Regions from separate parts of the Homo sapiens genome. Here region 2 is linked to region 1. The links are chromatin loops, found by intact Hi-C in ENCODE. Cell type or tissue: PC-3. All regions are shown on one strand. Each heading gives the region's core, and the rest is flanking DNA. Links, peaks and the distances in the headings are about the cores only. Region 1 overlaps RBMS3 (RNA binding motif single stranded interacting protein 3). Region 2 overlaps RBMS3 (RNA binding motif single stranded interacting protein 3).

Region 1 (5,401 bases), core at 110-5,109:
TTGGAAGGGACAAGTGCAAAATCATTGAGCAAAGCATTTTAGAAAGGTGTCTTGTCTGATGAATCCTCTCACCTCTGTTCTTTTTGCAAAGCTCAGGAGGCCTTGGAGAGAAGATTATTGTGTTAGTTTGTTAGAACTGCCATAACAAAGTACCACAGACTGGGTGGCTTCATGAAAATATATTTTCTCACAGTTTTGAAGTGGGAAATACAAGATCAAGGTATTGGCACCATTGCTGCTTCTAAAGCCTTTCTCTTTTTCTTGTAAATGGCTGCCTTCTCTCTACGACTTCATATGGTCTTTTTGTGCCTGTCTCTGCTTATAAGGACAACAATCATATTGGATTCGGGCCTATCGTATAACCTTATTTTACCTTAATTACCTCTTTAAAGGCTCTGTCTCCAAATACAGTCACATTCTGAGGTAGTGAGGATTACAATTTTAACATATTAATTTTGAGGGGACAAAATTCAGTCCATAACAATTATGCATGACTTTGATGACCCATTTGTAGATTGAACTTGTTAAAACTTCAGAATATAAATGGGTTGTAAACTTGTAGGTGAAACGTGGCTGATGTATTCCATCAGAGAGATAGCCCTACAACATTCCAACTGGGTCCCTAAAGCTACAGATATGCTCCATTACCATCCTCAAATGCCAAAGAATGAATGAGCCATCTAGAAGTAGGCAAACAACCACATTTGCTAAAAGGCTAATGTTTCATCCATTAAATAAATGTGATACCTTTTTCTAGTCTGGTATCAATATAGAAGGCATGTGAAAAATGAGTTAGCTGAGAGTTAATTGACTGCGGAGACTCTATTTTCAGTCTCTGCCTGTATTTTTTGAATTAATATACACAGTGGGTGATTCAGCAAAAGGGTTTAAAAATAAATTCTTTATTGAAGGATCCCACCAATTTGATGTCTTCATAATTCATGAAGAGTAGACCCATAATAACTCTATTTTCTCTTCAGCTTTGAAAATAAAAGATGCCATTAGTTTAAATTAGGCTTGTATGTGGAATAATCAAGTGTATCAACAAATATAGTTTGACTCAGATGCTGTTTAAGAATAAATGCCAGAAAAGAACTGGCTATTTCTCTTAAAAAATTAAATATGAAAATTGTATTGACAAGCTAGGGTGAAAGTGTTTTAAAAAGTTGATAGACAATATATACATTTATAAAATTATGAAAACTCAAAAATGTAATAAGCAAATAGTTACTGTAGACTAGCTACTCTTTTAAAGCATACTCTTTAGAATATAAAGAAAATAGAATATAAGAAATATCATTAGAGACCTGGCTGTATTTGAATATAAAGAAAATGTCATTAGAGACCTGGCTATATTTGTAGAATACATGAGCACTCAGGATAGTTGGTGAATATGTAGGTATGGGGTTGCCAAAAAGCATCTTTGCAATGCTGTATTAGGGAGTTCCTACTTTGGCTAGAGAAGGCCCACATAGAAAGAACTATAGTGTAAAATATATTTACTTCATTTATTTATTTCCCTTGAAAAGTTCAAACCCCCAAGGAAGTAGACTGTGGATAGTATTTTATCTCCTCTAGCTGTAAGAAATGAAAGGATAGATAAGTGAATTGGATTTGTCTGAAAGCTTCTGGAGTCAGGAGGCACATGGGACTTGTGCTCAGGTGTCTATTTCCAGGCATTATTCAGCAATTTGGTCACATAATTTTCTCTAATATTAGATTTCTGCTTCCAATGGTGGGTGGCATAGTTGAAGAAAGAACTTTATGAAGACATAAGGTCTTGATCTAAACCCTAAGAAGGGAAAGAGTAAGTAAATGAGGTTATATACCTGAAGGCATACTTTTTTACTTCAGAAATTTTTATTTTCCTTCGGAGTGTATAAAATCATGTACTTTTAATCTGCAGAGTAGTTTTCATTCTAATCTACTAGTATACTTTGATAAAAGCATAATTTCATAGGTATATTACATTCGTGGGTCTCGTGTTTATGGTGGTTACGTCTTTAAAAAAAATCTAAACCTTATTTATCTACATCAGTTGTTGACTTTGCAGATCACAGAGAATACAGAGCCAGTCATGCAGAAAGTACCTGTTTGTCATCCTGAGAGTTCAGACATGAACTGTAACCAGTGGCCCATTAAGTACCTTCTCTTGTTGTTTAAAGCATATCCTAGCTTTGCAAATTAATTGTTAATGCAGAATGTTGTAACGGAGCCATGGAATGAAATTCCTGTTACTCCAGTCATAGTAGATGTTGCGTCAAGTACTCTGAGTTGTGTTCCATTGTTTTGTGATTCTGTGCTGTCGGAAAGTCTGGCCTAGAGAGTGTTTAGAAATAAGGAAATCAAGAAATAGTATGGTTTGCTTTTTTGGACTCTGTGTGTGATTTTCCATTGATAGTAATATTGTAATAATTTCTGAGAAATAAAATTCTTTTTCTTTGTTTATAAAAAAGTTACTTGTCAAAATACTCACAAATGCTTTCCATAAGAAAACATTTAACATTTTTTGCTGTAAAAGTGATTACATATACTACATTTAATGCAGTAGAGGACATTCTTGTAATATTGATACAGTAGGACAATATGCATGCCATTGACTATTGTTAACAGTCCAGTTGTGAGATGAAATCCACTATGAAACACAGTAATGTTTAATTTCATATTTAAGACAGAGCTAAATTTCAGTTTAGAAGGTTCTTATATAAAAATTTCAGGAACACCTTTATAAACCAATTAAGAAGGATTTTTGTCTTAAGGGTTTATGTGCCTGGTGTAAGATAGTTATACCTGATCTAATTTTTCTTTCTTTTTCTGATTTTTACTTCTCACATATTGTATTAATGGTGCTTGGTGTGGAAAAAAAAGATGCAGTGACATTTTCTTCTCTTATCCCTTATTTTCTACTCTAAGATACATATAATTTTGCAAATATTTATTTACCTTAATAGCTCAAACCTAGCTAACATTACAGCTAGTTAATGGGTATGATTGTAGGTACGATGAATCATTGTCTAGTAAAGAGACTGTTCAAATATGATTTTATTTTACTGGTTATTTTCCCAACAGAGAGACTCTTGGGGTGAAATAGAGCTCCAAAAAGAGTGTTTTGGGGGAGATGGGAAAGGGAGGATTGGGAGTTTTTAAAGGGAATAATCTCGTGTGGTAATAGGCATGAGGTAATAGTCATTTTGATAATATGAAACAAACAAAAAAGCTTCGAACAGGTGAGTATCTGTACAACTAGGTAGAGTGAGAACATAATGAAATCCCTAACATTTAAAACTAACGATGTAAACTGTAAATGTAATTATCTTTTAGCAAATAACTTTACATGTCAATTTTCTCAGTGGAATTTTTTGACAGTCTAAGTAGTAATGTTTGAAGCTTTGGGGACAGAATCTTTACCCCCTTCCACTTCTCATCATTCTCAGAGAATGCCGAGGGCTGGAGACATTTTTATATAGCTGATAGCAGGGAGAGCATCATTGGAAGAAGAGCTAACATTAATAATACTTACTCTGTGTCGGCCACTGTCCTCAGCACGTTAGGTAAACCCCATTTTACCTTCACAAAAAGCCTATAAAGAAGACAATATTATCCTCATCTTATATACTTACAAAAATATTTATATCATTACAAATAATTCAAATCATTATTTAAATAAATGTATTTATATTATTATAGATGATCAAATGATGCAAAAAGCACATATTACTTACTTAGCCAACCAAATATACCCAGGCTAAATTAGGATTTGAACCATGATAGTTTGGTGTCTCCGTATATTCTTTTAACTACTATATTACATTGCTCCTGGAGCCTAATATAGTGGATTCCCAAAGACATAAATGTTGATTGAACTAGGAGATTTGACATATTTAGCTTCTCATTTTTGCAGATGAAGAAACTGTGTCTTAGTGAAGTTGGGTTAAACTCTGCAGTGTTACAACACAAGGTGAGAGTCAGAGCTGGATGCAAACCCTGTTCAGTCTAGCACCAAGGTCCATGCTTTCTTCCATGAATCCACAGAGTGCGATTTACTGTGATCACAATCACATGTGATCCTCTTTTGGCTGCCTGTGACAGCCTGACAAGTTTATTTTTGAAGCTCAACCCATTGCTTACATAGGGAAGAACATTCCTAAGTTATAAAGAAGAACTGGTGAAAGGACATCATCCAGGTGTGAAATGGGAATCCAGAGCTTGTTTTCTTGGTTTATGCATGCTCAGTTGTGTGTGCCCCGATGTTCATTAGAGTGTTTTAAGTGTCTTCAATGGGTTACAATAACATGGGTTTTTTTCTCTCTCTCTCTTTCAGGTATGGAAAAATTGTATCTACAAAGGCAATTCTTGACAAAAACACAAATCAGTGCAAAGGTATGTGTAAGGGCATCCGTACCCTGAAATCTTGCCTATGCTATCTGATTAATGGTTCTTCCATTGTGGAGGTCCAGGTACCAGCTGCACAATGATCACAATGCATAGTATGGAAAACCTCTTTAATGATGCCAATGTTTTGATAAGTTGTATTTCTAGTAACATTGCTCATTCATTTTTTTCATTAACAAACAAAATGAAAATCACAAATCAGAACAAGTATCAAATTGCTTCAGCATAAAACTAAATTACCTCCTAACAACTTTGGGGTGTCTGATGTGAATGATATCATCAGTGATGCAAATTGATTTCCTATATAAAAATGAGGAACTCTGGGGAAAACTTCCCCATGCAAAACACATTTTAATTTCTCTGTTCTTTAAAGCTTTAGCAACATTGGTTGACTATGAATAAATTTACTGATGGGCCTATTGTATTAAGCTTCAGCTATAAGCATCTCAGGGATTTCAGAGTTGGTATCTTATTAAGACAGGCTTTTGGTTTTCCTGGAAATACTTCTGAAGTCATTGGACTATATCTGTGGCTCATGTTTCTTCATGTCTGGGAGTCCTATATTCTTTTAAAATTTGCATTAGATTAATTGTGGAACCTGTATGGTCTCTCTTGCATGACTCAGTTCTTACTGGAAAATTGGAATGCTTCTTGTAACATGCTGTTTGTTGTTCCTTTAATCTAATCTTTGTTGTAACACTGAAATCAAGAAGTATAGCACAGCCACGTTCATTCTAAACACTGCCTCTATTTCATATACAAACATAATGTGCACAAGTTTTAGGAAAGAACACTCAGAAACTCCTGTATATGTATCTCCTCACCTACTTGCATAATGGTAGTCAGATTCAATTCAGCAATTAAAAAAATAAAAACATTCCACGTCTTCTATAAACTCAGAAATGAACTACATATTACAAGACAAAGAATAATATGACATGATTTCTTCCACCTCATAGATTCAAGTCCTAGTTAAAAAGACACCAAGAAAACCAAGAAACTAATTCTA
Region 2 (5,401 bases), core at 317-5,316, 120 kb after region 1:
GTATTGGGTACATTTTAAATATTTGGTTATCATGTCAAGTTATTACACATTTTAGATATTTATGATTATTGAGATTTCAATAATAAGCTATTAAATATTTTATTTAAAGTTCCATTCTATTTTTTGTTGCCTTAGTCCCATTGGGCTGTTATAGTAAAATGCCATAGACTAGGTAGCTTATAAACAACAGAAATTTATTTCTCAGAGTTTTGGAGGCTGGGAAGTCCAAGATCAAGGTGCTGACAGATTCAGTGTCTGTTGAGGGCCTGGTTCCTGTCTCAAATGGAGCCTTCCAGCTGTGTCCTCACACTGTGGAAGGGGCAAACAAGTTCTGTGCCTATTTTATAAGGATATTATTCCCATATATGAGGGTTCTGCCTTTATGATCTAATGATTCCCAAAAGGCCCCACCACCCAATATCATCATTTTTGGAGTTACTATTTCAAAATAAGCATTTTGGGGGGATGCAACATTCAGACCATAGCAGCTGTACAATTGGCAAAAGGATTGCCTGTTTTTAAATCTCTGAATTTGATTTTTTTTCCCAAATACCTTTACTAGAAAGAAAATTTAAACATTTTACATTTTTACTTTACATGGAGAAAATTCATGTCTTGCTCTGTTGTAAGTTTCATATTATTCTCTGTTTAAAGTTCCCAATCAGAACATATTACAACAAAATCTAACCAATTAATTAATTGTTTTCACTATCTTGATCATAAATTTTGTATATTCCTTTACAATATTAATTCTTTGCTGCTAGTCTTAAGAAAAAAATAAGCTTTGTGGAAAAAGATAGGTATATGCATATTTTGTGTATATTTTGCCTTTACTATAGAATTTATGAAACATACACAAAAGCAGAGAAAATAGTGTAATTTACATGGTACGAGAAATCTCAACATGCCCATCATCCAGCTTCAACATTTATTCTACTATGAATCTTATTTCATCCAACTATTTTACCACTTTCTCACTCTTCAAGAATACATTATATTATTTTATAATATTTATAGATAAAATAATATGTCTGTCTATATCCCAGACATCATATTATTTCACCTATATATATTTTACCATTTGCCTCTACCAGCCAAGAATTGGTATGTATTCATCATCCAGATTGAGGTATTTTTTTAAAGCAGCATTAACTTTTGTGGAAGTATCGTAATAAGACGGAATATTCTGAGTTAAAATCAAACAAATCTTTCCAATTAAATAATTGAGAATTAGCTAGAAAAATGACTTAAAACTTAGTGTAATAAAGCTAGTAGAATATTAAAGATAAGGCATAACACATTTCTTCTTACATTCTTAGTTTCATTGTGATATAAGGATTAGTTATATGCTGCTTAAAGTCAAGATTATACAATTACACAGAAAATGTTCCAAGCTAATCCCTTGGGGTTGATTTTGGCTGATAGTCTATTATTTAGATGACCAAAGATGACAGAATATACTTCTTAATTTACATGAATTACTCATCTAAGTTTTATACATAGTTTAACACATGCTGCATGCATGTATTAAACTGCATGAACGAGCTGAGATGAGAGAAGAATATAGTCAAGGTAAAAATGAGGAGCTAGATACATTCACCAAAACTGCTTAGGGAAAGTATAGCTTAATTTACCCTTTAACTAGAATAGCTGAGAGGGCAAGAGATCCAAATAGTCCCTGAGTGAATGCAGAAACTGAATGTGCTTAATGGCATATTTTTGTGTGTAAATACGTCTCTCTTCTGTGCTCCTTGTTTGCATTAGGGAGAATAGTAGGGGGAGGCAGAAGTCTTCTCTTATGTTAATAGAAAGTGTGGTTTATGTATTCCTTATAAATTTCATTCATATTCTTTATGGGCAGCATTCACTGCAGAATGTTGGATGAGTGGAGTGCTTACTTCTCACTATCTGAATGTTGTAGAACTAGTTATTTTTATTTCCAAACTGTTGTGGACTGATGCTTTTATAAAATATAATAAAAATAAATTACCAGAAAAATAAAATAAAGGAAAACAAAGATATAGACATAAAACTCATCTATCAAATGAATATAAAAGTTTCTAAATGCTTACTCTGCATTTCTGTCCCTGTTTCTTCTGAGACAGGTTAACGAACACTTTAAGTGAAGATGACACTTAATGTAGTACTGGTCCAGACTGTTGATCCATATGTAGAGGTGACAACTGCAGTATTGGACTGGCAGTATGGCACTGTCAATGACCAGGAAGCACAGACCTCAATGAAAGAACTGATGAAAGGGTCCTGGGTGCCCTCTTATCTATCCTAGGTTTTAACTGGATTGTACAGTGATTCTGGGCATCCTAAGGGAGGAGTCAGGTGAATGAGGCAGTCCAGAAGACACTTGGTAGGGGGAGGGTTCAGTCAGCAGCTGTTTTCCAACAGGTATGGGTGGAAGTATTTCACTATGTAAACAACCAGCATAACCATACACAAATAATACTAGTGCCTATCAGTGGAGAATCTGTACTGCTGTCATCTCTACATTTATAGATACTGGAGAACAGGGAGCCTCTTGTTGCCTCTGTGCCTGGCAAAAGGCCTGATACATGGTAGATGCTGAGTAAATATTTGTTGAGTTGATGGGTGACTGATTGAAAGAGGTTTGTAGAAGGAATTCTTCCCTTTTAAAATTTGTATTAAACTGTGATAATTCAGACACTCAAATAAGGTGTGTATATGTCAGTGTCAGGATGTGCAGAGCTTCCTTTCTAATCAGATGCAAGGGGATTCGTGCACAAAAAGGGAAACAGATTATTATTGAACCCATGTCCAAGTCAAAGAATTATTAATATACATTTGCTTTGAGGTGCACGTAGAGCTTTTCTGTTCATTTGACCTAATCCTATTTGCATGTATGCTGCTAAAACATTTCAGCCTTTTCTCATAAGTAGAAACATTAATTTTAAAAATCAATTTTACTTTGAATTAAAGCCTATTCTAAAATAAGTTCCCTTTAAATCTTTATTCTAAATATTTTAGATGACTTATTTTTTATTTGAGGACAAATATCCAGGGAGATATGGGGTATTAACTGATGAAAGATGATACAAGATAAATGTGGACCCTGTCGTGAATACAGGTACACTCTAGAATGAATATGACAGATTAATGTACAAACATCAGCTAGAAACAGTAGCAAACTAATGTAAGGCTAAATACCTACAAGAAATAAATTTTATGCAGTAGTCACCATAATTTGTCATGTTCTTTCTCAAGTCCAGGCCTATGGATAAGACTGACTCTCACCACCCTCTGTTACCCACCTTGATGAAGTAACACAAAGTCATTTTTCAGATGTCTGTGTAGATGCCACTTCTTGCAGGACCATTTTGAGGGACAGTGCCTCCACCCATATTCACTTATCGCCCCTTCTTTGAGCCTTCCTTGATCCTTTCTAGCTTCTTGTAATTAGCCTGTCAAAGGCCTTAAAGCATTTTTGCATTGACTCTTTCCTTCTGATCTCTCCCACACTGTTAGCCTCATAACTGCTATGCAGGAACTGAAATAATAGATACCAACAGAAAGATACATAGTAGATTGTGGATCTGTTAATGAGCCTTCAAAAAACTGAATGGTCTTATTTAATTCCTAGAAAACACTCGCTGGTCTCATTCTTGCTGACCCCAGCTGTGAATAGAGCATGACACCATATTTTTGAAGGAGAAGTACTTCTGTAAGAGAGTCATGCATTCTGGTATAATTTTACACATATATTTTTAAAATGACACAAGCATTAATGTATCTACACACATATTTTCTACCACAGATCCCTGACCTTTCTGCCTTTCCTTAAGGGAAAAAAAAAATCATCCTTCTTCTTATACAGTTAATGGGATTTGTCAAGTCTTTGGTGCAGACATGTCTTATTTCCTGAGTAATGAGATACTTCCATTTGTGGTAGGGCATCTTGTTCTGCCCCAAATGAGATATGCCAAGCCAAACATGAATTAGAATGCTGAACATTATGTCTTGTGTGTTTGTCAGGTGTGTGATCTATTTCTGAAAACCCAAATGCAGTTCAATGACATATTTTACTATTTGTGAACTTTACCTTCTGTTAATATGATTGAAGCAACTGGAAATGGAAATTGTCAGGGCAATTTAACAAAGAAGCCCTGTAAAACTTATTAAAGTCCAGGTAGTAAAAATCCGTTTAGAAGGCATATTCTTCAAACCTGAGTTTTATTTGGTAAAACACGTTGGTGCCTGACCTTTCCAGAAACATACCAAAAAGGAGTCATTTAGAGGTCCCTGTTGTAAATTGTAAACAGCAGCCTGATCAAATTCGGCTGTATTCTGCTCACAGTATATGACAGAATGTATGAGTACACCAAACAGACAGCTAAATGACTGGGTATTTGGATGAGTTTGATGTGTATTTTATGTAATTGCATACTGTACAAAGCAATAAAAAGTCAATCTTGTATGCCAGAAAAAAATGCAGGTATTGAGTGAGTCAAAGAATCTTCATAAGTTCGTAATTCAAGTTAATCTTTCAATGGATAAAGCCAGAGGGCAGGAGCTCCGTATTCATAGACAATTTTAAAAATTCTGTAGTCAAGGTTTCAGGGTAGAAGACCAGAATTGTTGCACATTTTGTATATTAAAACATATTTTTAGGAAATACATTTCCAATGTTAAAAAAAAACTAAAAGTTTTTAGAGTGTGAAATACAAAGTTAAACTTCATTCCTCATCCATCTCCAGAGGTGATCAATGTTATCAGGTCTCATATGTGGATCCAGACACTTTCTGTATTTATCCAAACACAAATGTATCCTCCCCAATGTACATATATTAATGGTAGTACAGTATAACGGTTATGAATGCAAGGCCTACAGTCTAATTCCTGGGTCTCACCCACCGGCTGTGTGATCTTAAGTATGTTACTGAACCTCCCAACTCCTCAATTTTTTTGTTTGTAATGAAGAAAATTATAATATCTATGTCATAGGGTTGCTGTGAGAATCTAGCTTAGAAGAGCACCGACTTTACTGAAGAAGTATTCGACCAAAGTTAACTATTGATTGTTATTATGAATAACAACATAATATTCATTTAAATCAAGAGAATAAGCATATATATGTAAATAGTGATTGCACATATATATATTTTCATATTTATACAAATGTATACCTGTAGATACTGGTCTGCAACTTGCCTTTTGACATATATCTTGGACATGTTGTCATGCTACTATATATAAAGGTTTATTTGTAATCACTATACAGAATCTTAGTTTATAGATATGTCATAATTTAATTATGAGCCCTGTATTAATGAATATCAATTTTTCCCAATCCTCTGCTTCATGTGAAATGTTTTAGTAGCATCTTTGTTTGTACATGACTGTGCTTTTATAAAACTGTATGTGTAGGATA

Evidence for each region. A loop is a pair of places that touch in the nucleus more often than their neighbours do. Peaks named below come from ENCODE experiments on the same cell type or tissue, not always from the same donor. Only the 100,000 strongest peaks of a DNase experiment are listed, where the experiment ranks them.
Region 2: a loop joins it to region 1, with 5 times the contacts of the local background. A loop is called at or near these places in 1 of 110 quality-filtered maps.

What each region holds. Positions count from the first base shown.
Region 1 is chr3:29,484,120-29,489,520 of GRCh38, forward strand. RBMS3 (RNA binding motif single stranded interacting protein 3) reads left to right here. Exons shown (of 15, transcript NM_001003793.3): 3 at 4,322-4,380. Among named protein-coding and RNA genes, the nearest start is that of RBMS3-AS2, 160 kb to the right of the region's middle. In PC-3, for the core only: no CTCF peak of the experiment used is centred there; a DNase peak (open chromatin) is centred at 2,152; H3K4me3 peaks cover 1,570 bases; H3K27ac peaks cover 2,308 bases.
Region 2 is chr3:29,607,112-29,612,512 of GRCh38, forward strand. All of the region lies in intron 4 of RBMS3 (RNA binding motif single stranded interacting protein 3), which reads left to right. Among named protein-coding and RNA genes, the nearest start is that of RBMS3-AS2, 33 kb to the right of the region's middle. In PC-3, for the core only: no CTCF peak of the experiment used is centred there; a DNase peak (open chromatin) is centred at 2,490.